4 separate regions of the Homo sapiens genome follow, and regions 1, 2 and 3 are each linked to region 4. Evidence: chromatin contacts called from ENCODE Hi-C or POLR2A ChIA-PET data. All regions are on one chromosome and are shown on one strand. The core of a region is the stretch at or near the end of the contact, and the rest is flanking DNA. Distances in the headings are between cores, read along the strand shown.

The links. A loop is a pair of places that touch in the nucleus more often than their neighbours do. ChIA-PET counts read pairs that join two places held with the same protein, here RNA polymerase II (POLR2A). Pooled maps may share reads with other maps.
Region 1: a loop to region 4 is called in a pooled map, with 11 times the contacts of the local background. The contact joins the promoter of CANT1 here to the promoter of BIRC5 in region 4. A Hi-C loop is called at or near these places in 6 of 50 pooled maps.
Region 2: POLR2A ChIA-PET joins it to region 4 with 11 read pairs in naive thymus-derived CD4-positive, alpha-beta T cell. The contact joins the enhancer-like site here to the promoter of BIRC5 in region 4. A Hi-C loop is called at or near these places in 1 of 50 pooled maps. POLR2A ChIA-PET finds 5 or more read pairs at or near these places in 4 of 52 experiments (GM10248, HEK293, OCI-LY7 and 1 more).
Region 3: a loop to region 4 is called in a pooled map, with 14 times the contacts of the local background. The contact joins the promoter of ENGASE here to the promoter of BIRC5 in region 4. A Hi-C loop is called at or near these places in 6 of 50 pooled maps. POLR2A ChIA-PET finds 5 or more read pairs at or near these places in 2 of 52 experiments (PC-3 and activated T-cell).

Annotation. Positions count from the first base shown.
Region 1 is chr17:79,008,434-79,011,133 of GRCh38, reverse strand. It overlaps CANT1 (calcium activated nucleotidase 1), which reads left to right and starts at 1,370. Exons shown (of 5, transcript NM_001159773.2): 1 at 1,370-1,470. RefSeq lists an enhancer at 981-1,030 and a silencer at 1,271-1,650.
Region 2 is chr17:77,410,119-77,412,818 of GRCh38, reverse strand. All of the region lies in intron 3 of SEPTIN9 (septin 9), which reads right to left. Among named protein-coding and RNA genes, the nearest start is that of MIR4316, 14 kb to the right of the region's middle. Within about 2 kb of position 1,404, at least 7 of the 41 ENCODE cell types and tissues checked have a DNase peak (open chromatin) inside an H3K27ac peak, as active enhancers do; they include OCI-LY7, where a contact is called at or near this core.
Region 3 is chr17:79,073,478-79,076,177 of GRCh38, reverse strand. It overlaps ENGASE (endo-beta-N-acetylglucosaminidase), which reads right to left and starts at 1,354. Exons shown (of 14, transcript NM_001042573.3): 1 at 1,088-1,354. The coding sequence starts at 1,233. RefSeq lists a silencer at 953-1,492.
Region 4 is chr17:78,213,002-78,215,701 of GRCh38, reverse strand. It overlaps BIRC5 (baculoviral IAP repeat containing 5), which reads right to left and starts at 1,449. Exons shown (of 4, transcript NM_001168.3): 1 at 1,275-1,449; 2 at 913-1,022. The coding sequence starts at 1,385. RefSeq lists an enhancer at 803-1,704.

The DNA of each region.
Region 1 (2,700 bases), core at 121-2,620, 800 kb before region 4:
AGGGTGGGAAAAATATTACAAAGTACCTTCTTAAGGGTGAGGGAATATCACGAAGTACATTATCCTAAGGGTGGGGAGGGTGTATTGTCATAAGGTCAATTGATCAGTGAGGGTGGGGCAGGAACAGATCACAATGGTGGAATGTCATCTTTTGTGGTTCTTCAGTTGCTTCAGGCCATCTGGATGTATATGTGCAGGTCACAGGGGATATGATGGCTTAGCTTGGGCTCAGAGGCCTGACAATAATGAGTATTATGTGAGACATGGTTGGGACTCAGTTTAGCATGACAAGAAACATTAATGAATTCAAGAAAGGTTTGTCTCCTCTCCAAAATCAAAAACCAAAAGTGCATAACAGTGTTTAGCACATTTCTATTTAGTTAAAGGTAATTTAAGATACGTGTTTATGACTTGTTTGGATACCATATAACATCTAGTGATCGCCTCTGGGCAGGGAATACAGAACGGCAATGGGAGGCTTATTTTTCATTGCGTACCATTTATATAATTTGAATTCCTCCTCTTGTGTATCTTTTACTGAACGGAAGGTTTTGAGAGAGCTGGGGGAAGTAGCTGGTATCAAGCAGGAAAGCTGAAGGTGCAGATGGGCAGGGGGCTGGTGCACCCTTCTGCCAAGCTCTCCTGCCAGAGGCTCCACGGCCACCAGGCCTTTCTCAGAACTTTGGGATGGAGGAGGGCGGGGCCGGGGAAGCCTTTTAACAGAGTGCCCTAAAATATCTCGGGGGCTAGGGCTACGGAGGGGAAAGGAGAAATCAGAGACCCTTGTTTGGCAGGTTTGTCAACTGCAGATTTTTTGCAGGGAAACACCCCACCGTCCCCACCCCAGGACACTACAGCCTTAGACCTCCCTGATCCTGGCTTTGGCAACTGGTCAGCAGCACTCTGGAGGCGGCTGTTTTGAAGGGCCAAGGAGAGGGGCTGCCTGAGAATGAGGATGGCAGAAAGGGGCCCACGGTTTTCCGCCTCCCAAGACTACGAGGGTCGGGAGGCCCATGTAAGGGGGCCCTCGCTCGGAGAATGAGAACTTCCCTCCCTAGTAGCCTTCACCCCCCTCAATGCCTCCCACCCCAAAAGATCTGCTGGGCCCACGTTCCAGCGCAACGCGGTGGAAGACGGCCCTCATGTGCCAGTGCGGACCCTCGCGCCCCTCCAGCCTGCAGCCAGCCGGCCGCTCCTCCAGCGCGCAGGCGCAGGACGGAAAAAAAAAACACAAAAAAACAACAAAAAAAAAACCCAAAAAAACACAAACCACAGCTCCCAGCAGCCCTCGCGCCGTCCGCGCGCAGCCGCAGAGCAGAGGCTGCCGGGAACGCGGGCCCAGAGGCGGGGCGAGCGCGCGCGGGGCGGAAGTCGGCCACCTTCCTCCGTCCCGGCCGTTAGCCCAGCCAAGCCCAGCCAAGCCCAGCCAAGCCCCGCCGATCGCGGGCACCGGAGCCAGCCCCGCAGCGGGTGAGTGACTGCGCCCGCGGCCGCCGGCGCCCTGCCCCAGCCACGGGCCCGGACCCCCGTCCCGGAGCCTGCCGCCGCCCTCCGACCCTGCCGCGTCCCGCCCCCTGACCCGTCAGGCCCCCTTCCCGTCCCACCCGTGCGGGATCTCTGCCCCCTGACTCGCAGACTGGGCTGGGACTCTGCCCTCTGACCTGTGGGAAAGTCCCCTTCTTCCGACAGGCGGTGGACACCACCCCCTCTGACTTTTGGGACACCTCATCCCTGGGACTAGCGTGGGGACCATTACCCTCTGGTTAGTGTGGGCACCCCTCCTCTCTAATTAGTGTGGGGACCATTCCCCTCTGATTAGTGTGGGCACCTCCCCCCTCTGATTATGTGACTCCTCCCCGCTCTGATTAGTGTGGGACACCCCCCTTCTAATTAGTTTGGGGACCATCCCCCTCTGATTACTGTGGGGCACCTCCCCGCTCTGATTAGTGTGGGGACCACCCCCCTCTGATTCATGTGGGGCACCTCCCCCTCTGGTTAGTGTGGGGACCATCCCCCTCTGATTAGTGTGGGACGCCTCCCCGCTCTGGCTAGTGTGGGGCACCCCTCCTGGGAATGACCCCCTCCCACCACCTTCTGACTTCAAATACCCCTCCTCTGGTCTATGCAGGGTCTCCTTGGACTGATAAGGGAATTTTCTCCCTCTGACTGGCACTTGGTCAAACCTGTAACAGGCCAACCTTCCCCACCCCATCCCAGTCCTTGCTCTCCCTGCCCTCATCCAATTTGGAGCCTTCCTCCAGGCACACAGCTCACTCTCATCTTCCTGCATGCAAATGATTCGCCCTCCCCACCATACCTGTCTCACACCCCTACTGCCATCCGGTCTGGATTCTCTCATCCTTGGAGACTGGTACCTCCTTGCCAGTCCATGTTGCCTGGTGCCTTTGCTTCTCCCTCCGAATGGTCTTTCCCTTGCCCTCTGTGTACCCTAGGCTTGGCACAGAGCACCTGTGACCACTCTTCCATCAGCAGACACATCTCTCTCCCAAACACCTTTCCCCCTTAGTGACCCCTGGAAAAGCCGTCTCTTAGTGTCCCAGCTCCATTTCTTATTTTATTCTTGAGGTTGTATGCCCTATGGCCTTTCCTACCACATTTTCAACAAAGCAGAGGTTTGGAAATGTGAGGCTCTTGGTGTCAAGTGAATCCGGCTAGCTCTCCAGTGTAAGGGCCCAAACT
Region 2 (2,700 bases), core at 155-2,654, 800 kb after region 4:
AACATCCCAGAAACAAAATCAAAAGTAGGCAGCTGGGGACAAGATACTCGTACCTGCTGTGATAAAGATGTACAAATAACTCTTTTTTTTTTTTAGACAGGATCTCACTCTGTCACCCAGGCTGGAGTGCAGTGGTATGACCACAGCTCACAGCAGCCTCAAACTCCCAGACTCAAATGATCCTCCCACATCAGCCTCCCGAGTAGCCGGGACTACAGGCGCACCACCTCACCCAGCTAATTTTTGCAGAGATGCGGTTTTGCCATGTTGCCTAGGCTGGTCTCGAACTCCTAAGCTCAAGCAATCCGCCCACTTCAGCCTCCCAAAGTGCTGGGATTATAGGTGTTAGCCATCACGCCTGGCTTACAAAGAACTCTTTTTAAAAAATTTCAACAAGAAAAGGATACACCTTCCAAATGAAAAGAGAACACAGGGCCCTGGCCTATAACATACGAAGAGATAATCCCTCTCGCTTGACCGAGATGCACAAAATAAAACACCAATTGGAGAGCATTTGGCCCTCAGCCAGGGGTAAGGGGCATAGGACCTCCCTGCTGGACCATCACTGCACAGGGCCCAGCAGACAGCTGAGCAGGTCGACGAGGGGAGGGGTCCTAAAAAATTCTAGTAACCACTTTAGAGGCCAATTCAGGAACAAGGATCAATTTTTTTTTTTTTTTTTTTTTTTTGATAGGGAGTCTCGCTCTGTCACCCAGGCTGGAGTGCAATGGCACGATCTTGGCTCACTGCAACCTCTGCCTGCTGGGTTCAAGCAAGTCTCCTGCCTTAGCCTCCTGAGTAACTGGGACTACAGGCACAAGCCACCATGCCCAGCTAATTTTTGTATTTTTAGTAGAGATGGGGTTTCACCATGTTGGCCAGGCTGGTCTTGAACTCCTGACCTCAAGTGATCAGCCCGCCTTGGCCTCCCAAAGTGCTGGGATTACAGGTGTGAGCCACTGTGCCCAGCAGATCAAAACTTAAATGCACACATCCTTGACACAGAAATTCACTAAGAGCTCATCCTTCAGTCATGTGTGCACATGTACAAGTGCGAGAACATCTGTTGCAGCCTCTCAATCACAGTGGGAAGCTGGACAAGCCTGGCAGGGCCATGGGACAGCTGATGACACAACCATTAAAAGGAACGTGCTACTTTGGGAGGCCGAGGTGGGCGGATCTCAAGGTCAGGAGTTCAAGAGCAGCCTGGCCAACATGGTGAAACCCCGTCTCTACTAAAAATACAAAAATTAGCCAGGTGTGGTGGCAAGCACCTGTGATTTCAGCTACTTGGGAGGCTGAGGCAGGAGAATCGCTTGAAAGCGGAAGGCGAAAGGTGGAGGTTACAGTGAGCCACAGTGAGCTGAGATCGCACCACTGCACTCCAGCCTGGGCCACGCTCTGTCAAAAAAAAAAAAAAAGAAAAAGAAAAAGGAACGTGCTACATCTACAAGTGGCAACAGTGTTGTTAAATGGAAAAAATAAAAGCTGGTAGCAGAAGTCTGATTTCCTTTGTGTTCTTGAAAAGTCTATATTTACACATTGACTTTTTTTACACAAGCCCTGAATGACTCTGCAGGAATAAAATTCAGGAGAATGCCACACCCAGCTGTCAACATGGCCACCCCTTGGGAGAGAGTTGGGGAATGGGAGAGAAAAACTTCTTTCCAAATTTCATGTGATCTTCATTTTCTATCTAAGAATGACTGGGCATCGCTTTTTTTTTTTTTTCCCAGATGGGAGTCTTGTTCTGTTGCCCAGGCTGGACTGCACTGGCACAATCTCAGCTCACTGCAACCTCCGCCTCCTGGGTTCAAGTGATTCTCCTGCCTCAGCCTCCCAAGCAGCTGGGACTACAGGTGCCCGCCACCACGCCCCGTCGTGCATTGCTTTTTAGGATGAAGAAAGGGAAAGGTCACAGGGAGAATGGGAGCCAGAACACAGAGCAGGGCTTCTAAACACCAGCTTGCGGGTGAGAGAGACACGGGGCGACACCACCGGCCTGGAACCTAGGGATGGCATGAGGTGCTGCCCAGGGGCTTCAGACAAGGCCTGCTTGCTGATTAAGTAAGGGTTGTGTTGGCTTTTGTTTATGTGCTTGTTTAACACGAATCCCCCAGGCGCTCCACCCTGCTTCACGAATCATCACTGTCCACTCTAACCACGCTGCACAGGAAGAATTGTGCCCACTTCCACAATGAGAAAACGGACCAGAGAGGAAAGCCACTAGGCAGGGCAGGGGCGGCAGCCCAGGCAGTGTGAGGGCAAAGCCGGTGCTCCTCTGCCATTTCCCCACACACGAGTGGGCAAGGCATTACAGGAGTCTATATCTTAACCTCTGCGGGCCATTTTGGAAGGCGGCAGATGGAATCAGTGATTTCCAGGGCCATTTCCAGTTCCAGGTTTCAGACAGGGGCCGTGGAGTGGAATCGAGCTTGACCCAGGTGTGCTGATGGTAGCCATGTAACTGTGGACAAATCACTTTCCCCCTCACCTGCACTGGATGAGACCGGGAATCTCCACTCTGGGTTCTTTAAGAGTCCTGGGGCTCCACAGAGTACACCCAGTAGCAGCAGTGGGATGGGGGGACAGGGTCAGGGGAGCTCCATGCCTCCCTCAACTTTAATCAGAGCATCTCCACTTTAACCCCTTCCTGGGCCCAGTGTTCAGAGAGAACGGGAAGGAAGCTCAGCCCTGGCC
Region 3 (2,700 bases), core at 105-2,604, 860 kb before region 4:
CTTCTTTGTTCACTGAGTTGTCATCTGCCATCACTCCACTGCCATTCAGAGGCCTGTTGCAAAGAGTCCTCTGTAGCATCTGCCATCACCAAACACTGACCCAGGGCCTCCAGAATGACATTGGGAGACCCTGAGAACTGCAGGGGTCGGGGACGGATTCAAGCAGAGATGCCGCAGTTGTTCCTCTCCACCTTCCTTTTCCAAAGCCCCCTTCCTCGTTGATGTCCTTATTATACTTCAGCCACCCCCTCCCAGACCTTCTCAGAACAATCCCACACCAGGTCACCTTTGTCACCTGTCATTCCTCCACTAGGAGGGAAAGAGCCATCTCCACATTCCTCCTGTCCAAAAATATCTTTCCCAGCAGCCAGCCTTCATCCCATCTTCATGAGGTCTGAAATGCTCAGCAGTCTCACTGCTTTGGGTTTAGAAACAAAGCTACGGCTGCTGTTTCCGGAAGCCATGTCTGTGCTCCTAACTTCTCCCCCTGCAACCTACTGAGGGGGAGTTTACCGGGTGGGCAAGTGCCCCCCAAAGGAAGGAAGCCCAGCCCAGAGGGGCATGTTCGTCCCTTTCTGTCTCTGTGCTTTGGCCCTTTCTGTTCCCCGCCAGTTGGATACCCTACTCCCTATTCTCCACCTACTGAAGGCTTCCTCCTCCCCAAAGACTCAGTTCTAGTGTCACCCCTACAGAAGGCCACCCCTTCCACCAGCCGGCATCCACTGAGCCAGGCATGAGCACCGCCGCCGGGATCTTCCGCATAGACCAGCGACGTGGGAAGCAGGGGTCTGGCCGGGGCGTCGGGATTCCCGCTGGGCCCCGCGGCCACTCGGGTTTGCACCCGTATTTCTGAGATAGGCAGGGGTCACGCACGGGGGCCGGAGGCCGCTGCCCGGCAGTGGCGCGAGGACGGCGGGGCGGACCGGGGCGGAGGGGCGCTGCCACCCTCTGTCCCTTACTGTGCACGGAGCGGACACAGGCGCCGGCCCCCCGCCCCTCGGCGCGCCCGTGCCGGGAAACCTCGGGCCCCGGGGCCACGGACTCTCAGCCCCGCGGATCGGGGTTCACGCGGGCCCCGCAGCCCCACCTCCTTCCCGGCCGCCGCCGCCGCGGCCGCGGCTCCTGATCCTCCTGCTCCTCCTGCGTCCCCGCCTCCGGGGCCGCCAGCCCCTGCAGCTGCCGCCGCCGCCGCCGTGTAGCCGACCGGGTGACCGTCACCGCCGCGGCCTCCATGACACTGTCCGCGCACGCCGAGAGGCAATCGCAGGCCCGGGCCCGCCCCCGCGCCGCGCTCGGCCAATGGGAAGTGCGCAGCGCTGACGCCGCGCTGGGACGGGACTCCGAGCTGACTCCCGGCCAGCGGCCGCGCGGCGGGGACTTTGTTGAGGCGACAGGCCGGGGGCGGGGCCGAGGACGGGGCGGGGCTGTGAGGGGCGGGGCCTGGGCGAGTTCCGAGCCCAGGGTTCGTCGTCGTTCTTGTTGTTGCCCATCATTGGCTATGAGTCCAGGGTGCTAGAAGGCTCTAGAAGGCTTCGGAACGCCCCAATCTTAGAGTTCTCTCTTTAGCCTCACCAGCTTCCTTTGTCAAGCAAACCGAGGTTTATCCCAGAGAGATTAAGCAATCTCCCAGAGGGCACAAAGTCAGCAAATGGTGGCAATGAGATTTTAACTCATGCAGCTAACCCCTATTAAAAGATAATTTTCAGACCGGGCGCGGTGACTCACGTCTGCGATTCCAGCACTTTGGGAGGCCGAGGCGGGCGGATCACCTGAAGTCAGGAGTTCGAGACTACCCTGGCCAACATGGTGAAACCCCGTCTCTACTTAAAATACAAAAATTAGCCGGGCGTGGTGGTGCATGCCTGTAATCCCAGCTACCTGAGAGGCTGAGACTGGAGAATCGCTGGAACCCGGGAGGCAGAGGCTGCAATGAGCCGAGACGGTGCCATTGCACTCCAGCCTGGGCGACAGAGGGAGACTCCGTCTCAAAAAAAAAAAAAAAAAGATGAAAGGTTAGTAGGTTAGTATCGGGCCATGTGGAAGCTGGTGTCCTATGTAGGATGCATAGTTTTCCAGTGAAACACGGATTTCTTTCTACAGCCCCACGCCTGTGCCCAACAGTAGTAGTTGCTCTACCCCTAAGCGTGCAGGGCCTGGAGTGGCACCTCTGCAAGAGTGGCACTGCCCAGCGTCTTAGGCACAAAAGGAGTTCACAGGAAACATGATAGAACAGAGCCCTGAGAAGCCAGAACTCAAGGCTGGGCCCCACAGGGCAAACCAAGGCTCTCCTCCCTCCAGGCCCCAACGCCCCTCCACAGCTAGGAGCTTCCAGTGCTGGGCTGCAGCTGCCGCCCAAGCCAAGTTGACTGGGCCTTTATTATTGTTGCAGACTTTGAACTTTATGAGGCTCCAAGCTTCCATAAACGCCAATGGTGGGAACTATGACTAAGGTTGTTGAATATGGGCCATGGTGCAGGCCAGCCAGTTAGGCAGGAAGGACGGGCCACTCAGAAGCAGGACACGCTGACCCATGGGGAGGACAGAGAAGGCAGAGGGCTCCTCTTTGGGGCTTCAGTCCTGGGAAGCTTACAGTGAGCGAGGGCAGTGGATCCCCAAGTTCCCTCCTGCTGTGTTCAGGGGTGCACCGGACGTGGACAGTCTTGATCTGGGGTGCATGTAACCAGGTGTTCCCAAGCCCTC
Region 4 (2,700 bases), core at 200-2,699:
AACCACCATAGCAAACATACTAAGAAAAAAAACAGCTACTCTCTTCTGGCCAAAAAGAAAAACAACTGGGGTGATTCTCCAGGGGAAAAAAATTAAAGCTGTGGAAGCAACTGAATCCGACAGAAAAAAAGGTGAGAAAAGAATATGGCATTACAGTGTGGAAAGACAGATACCATCCGAGTACAGAATTTCATTGTCATTAACTAGGCATCTTGAAGAAAAAAATCCAGAACAACACTGAAGTATATGCTTTCTTTCTTTTTTTTTTTTCAATTTTTTATTTTTATGACGGAGTCTCGCTCTGTCGCCGAGGCTGGAGTGCATTGGCACAATCTCGGCTCACTGCAACCTCCGCCTCCCAGGTTCAAGCGATTCTCCTGCCTTAGCCTCCCGAGTAGCTGGGATTACGGGCGTGCGCTACCATGCCCGGCTAATTTTTGTATTTTTAGTAGAGACGGGGTTTCGCCAAGTTGGCCAGGCAGGTCTTGAACTCCTGACCTCAGGTGATCCGCCCGCCTCAGCCTCCGAAAGTGTGAAGTGCACACTTTCAAAGGGTAATTTTTGTGCTGTGTAGGTTATATTTCAATTAAACTGTTTTTTAAAAAATCTCAAAAAAAGCACTTGGACGTTCCTGGGAGTTCACAACAACAGGGTCTGCTGATGTATTCTGTTGAACATGAAAGGCATCAGGCATCTTACGTCCACCCCAAGGCATTTTGGTCAAATGAGATTTAATTAGGTTGTAAGCATCACCAAGGCACCAGCATATAGAGAGGTATCCGTTCACAACAGCTGTTTAAGAAGCAATGAGGGTGGAAAGCAACCCTCCCATACTAAGTGTCTTTGCAACTCAAATCTTTTGACAACTCAGTTCAAAACAAAGCCCATCGAGGCTGGCCAGAGAAGACTTACATGGGGTCGTCATCTGGCTCCCAGCCTTCCAGCTCCTTGAAGCAGAAGAAACACTGGGCCAAGTCTGGCTCGTTCTCAGTGGGGCAGTGGATGAAGCCAGCCTCGGCCATCTGCAAGGGACAGCACAGCTCGTGAGTGGACGTGGCAGCCCGGAACCCCGAGGCCCAGCCACAAAGGCCTCGATGGGGACAAAGCAGGGAGGGGAGGCCGGCCTGGACCCAAGGGGCCCAGCCACAGTGGCCTCGCTGGGGACAGGACGGGGAGGGGAGGGCGGCTTGTACCCCCGAGGCCCAGTCACAGTGGCCTCGCTAGGGACAGGGCAAGGCGGGCGTGGGGGACCCCAGGAGGCCGGGCAGTCTCACCCGCTCCGGGGTGCAGGCGCAGCCCTCCAAGAAGGGCCAGTTCTTGAATGTAGAGATGCGGTGGTCCTTGAGAAAGGGCTGCCAGGCAGGGGGCAACGTCGGGGCACCCATGCCGCCGCCGCCACCTCTGCCAACGGGTCCCGCGATTCAAATCTGGCGGTTAATGGCGCGCCGCGGGGCATGTCGGGAGCGCACGCCCTCTTAGGCGGTCCACCCCCCGCGGCCTTCTGGGAGTAGAGGCGGGGCGGCGCGGGGTGTGCCGGGAGTTGTAGTCCTCCCGCCGCGTGGCTCTGCCCGTGGTCGCGGTGCACCCAGCGACGCCGCGCCAGCTCGTCCCTGCCCACACCTAGCGCCCCCTCGACTGCTTTCAAAGAACGCGTGCAGGCCGGGTGCAGTGGCTCACGCCTGTAATCCCAACACTTTGAGAGGCCTAGGCAGGAGCATCACTTGAGTCCTGGAGTTCAAGACCAGCCTGGCCATCACGGTGAAACCTTGTCTCTACTAAAAATACAAAAATTAGCTGGGCGTGGTGGTGCATGCCTGTAATCCCAACTACTCGGGAGGCTGAGGCAGGAGAATCGCTTGAACCCGGGAGGCAGAGGGTGCAGTGAGCTGAGATTGTGCCATTGCACTCCAGCCTAGGCAACAAGAGCAAAACTCAGTCTAAAAAAAAAAAAAAAGTCAGACAGGAGAGCTTTACAGGGTGCCACCTCTGCAAAAAGCATCTACTCCAGACGGGCATGAAGGACAAATGAACAGGGGAGGGATGGAGTGCAGCAGACATCGCTGTCCCGGCGAGTACATCGTTGACTGCACGACCTGGGTTTCCAGGAGGGCCACCTTCTGGAGTCAGGGGCCAGGGACTGGGCCACTACCGTGATAAGAAGACAAGGGAGCTGGGGAAAGCCCAGTGGAGGGTGGGGGCCTGTGCTCAGGGCAAACTCCTCCTTTCCCTTCGCAAAGCAGGGCGTCCCACCAACAGTAAGTCCTGCAGCCTATTAAAAAAAAAATCAGTGTGTCCTCTGCTTTGGAACAGGGTGTTCTGGAGTCACTTCTGGAGCTGGGCATCACATCCACTCACTTCTCTGGTTCTATGGCCAGAGATAAGAGGCCTGGCCTTATTAGCCCTCCAGCCCCACGCAGGCCTGGTGCCTCCACTGTCTTTTTCATTTTGGGGTTTATTTATTTATTTATTTATTTTTGCAACCTCTCCCCACCCCTCCCACCCCGCCCCCATTCTTTAATACAGTAACTTTTTATTTTGATGTTTATTTATTTATTTGAAACTGAGTCTCGCTCTATCGCCCAGGCTGGAGTGCAGTGGCATGATCTCAGCTCACTGCAACCTCCTCCCCGCCACGGGTTCAAGCGATTCTCCTGCCTCAGCCTCCCGAGTAGCTGAGATTAAAGGCATGCACCACCACAC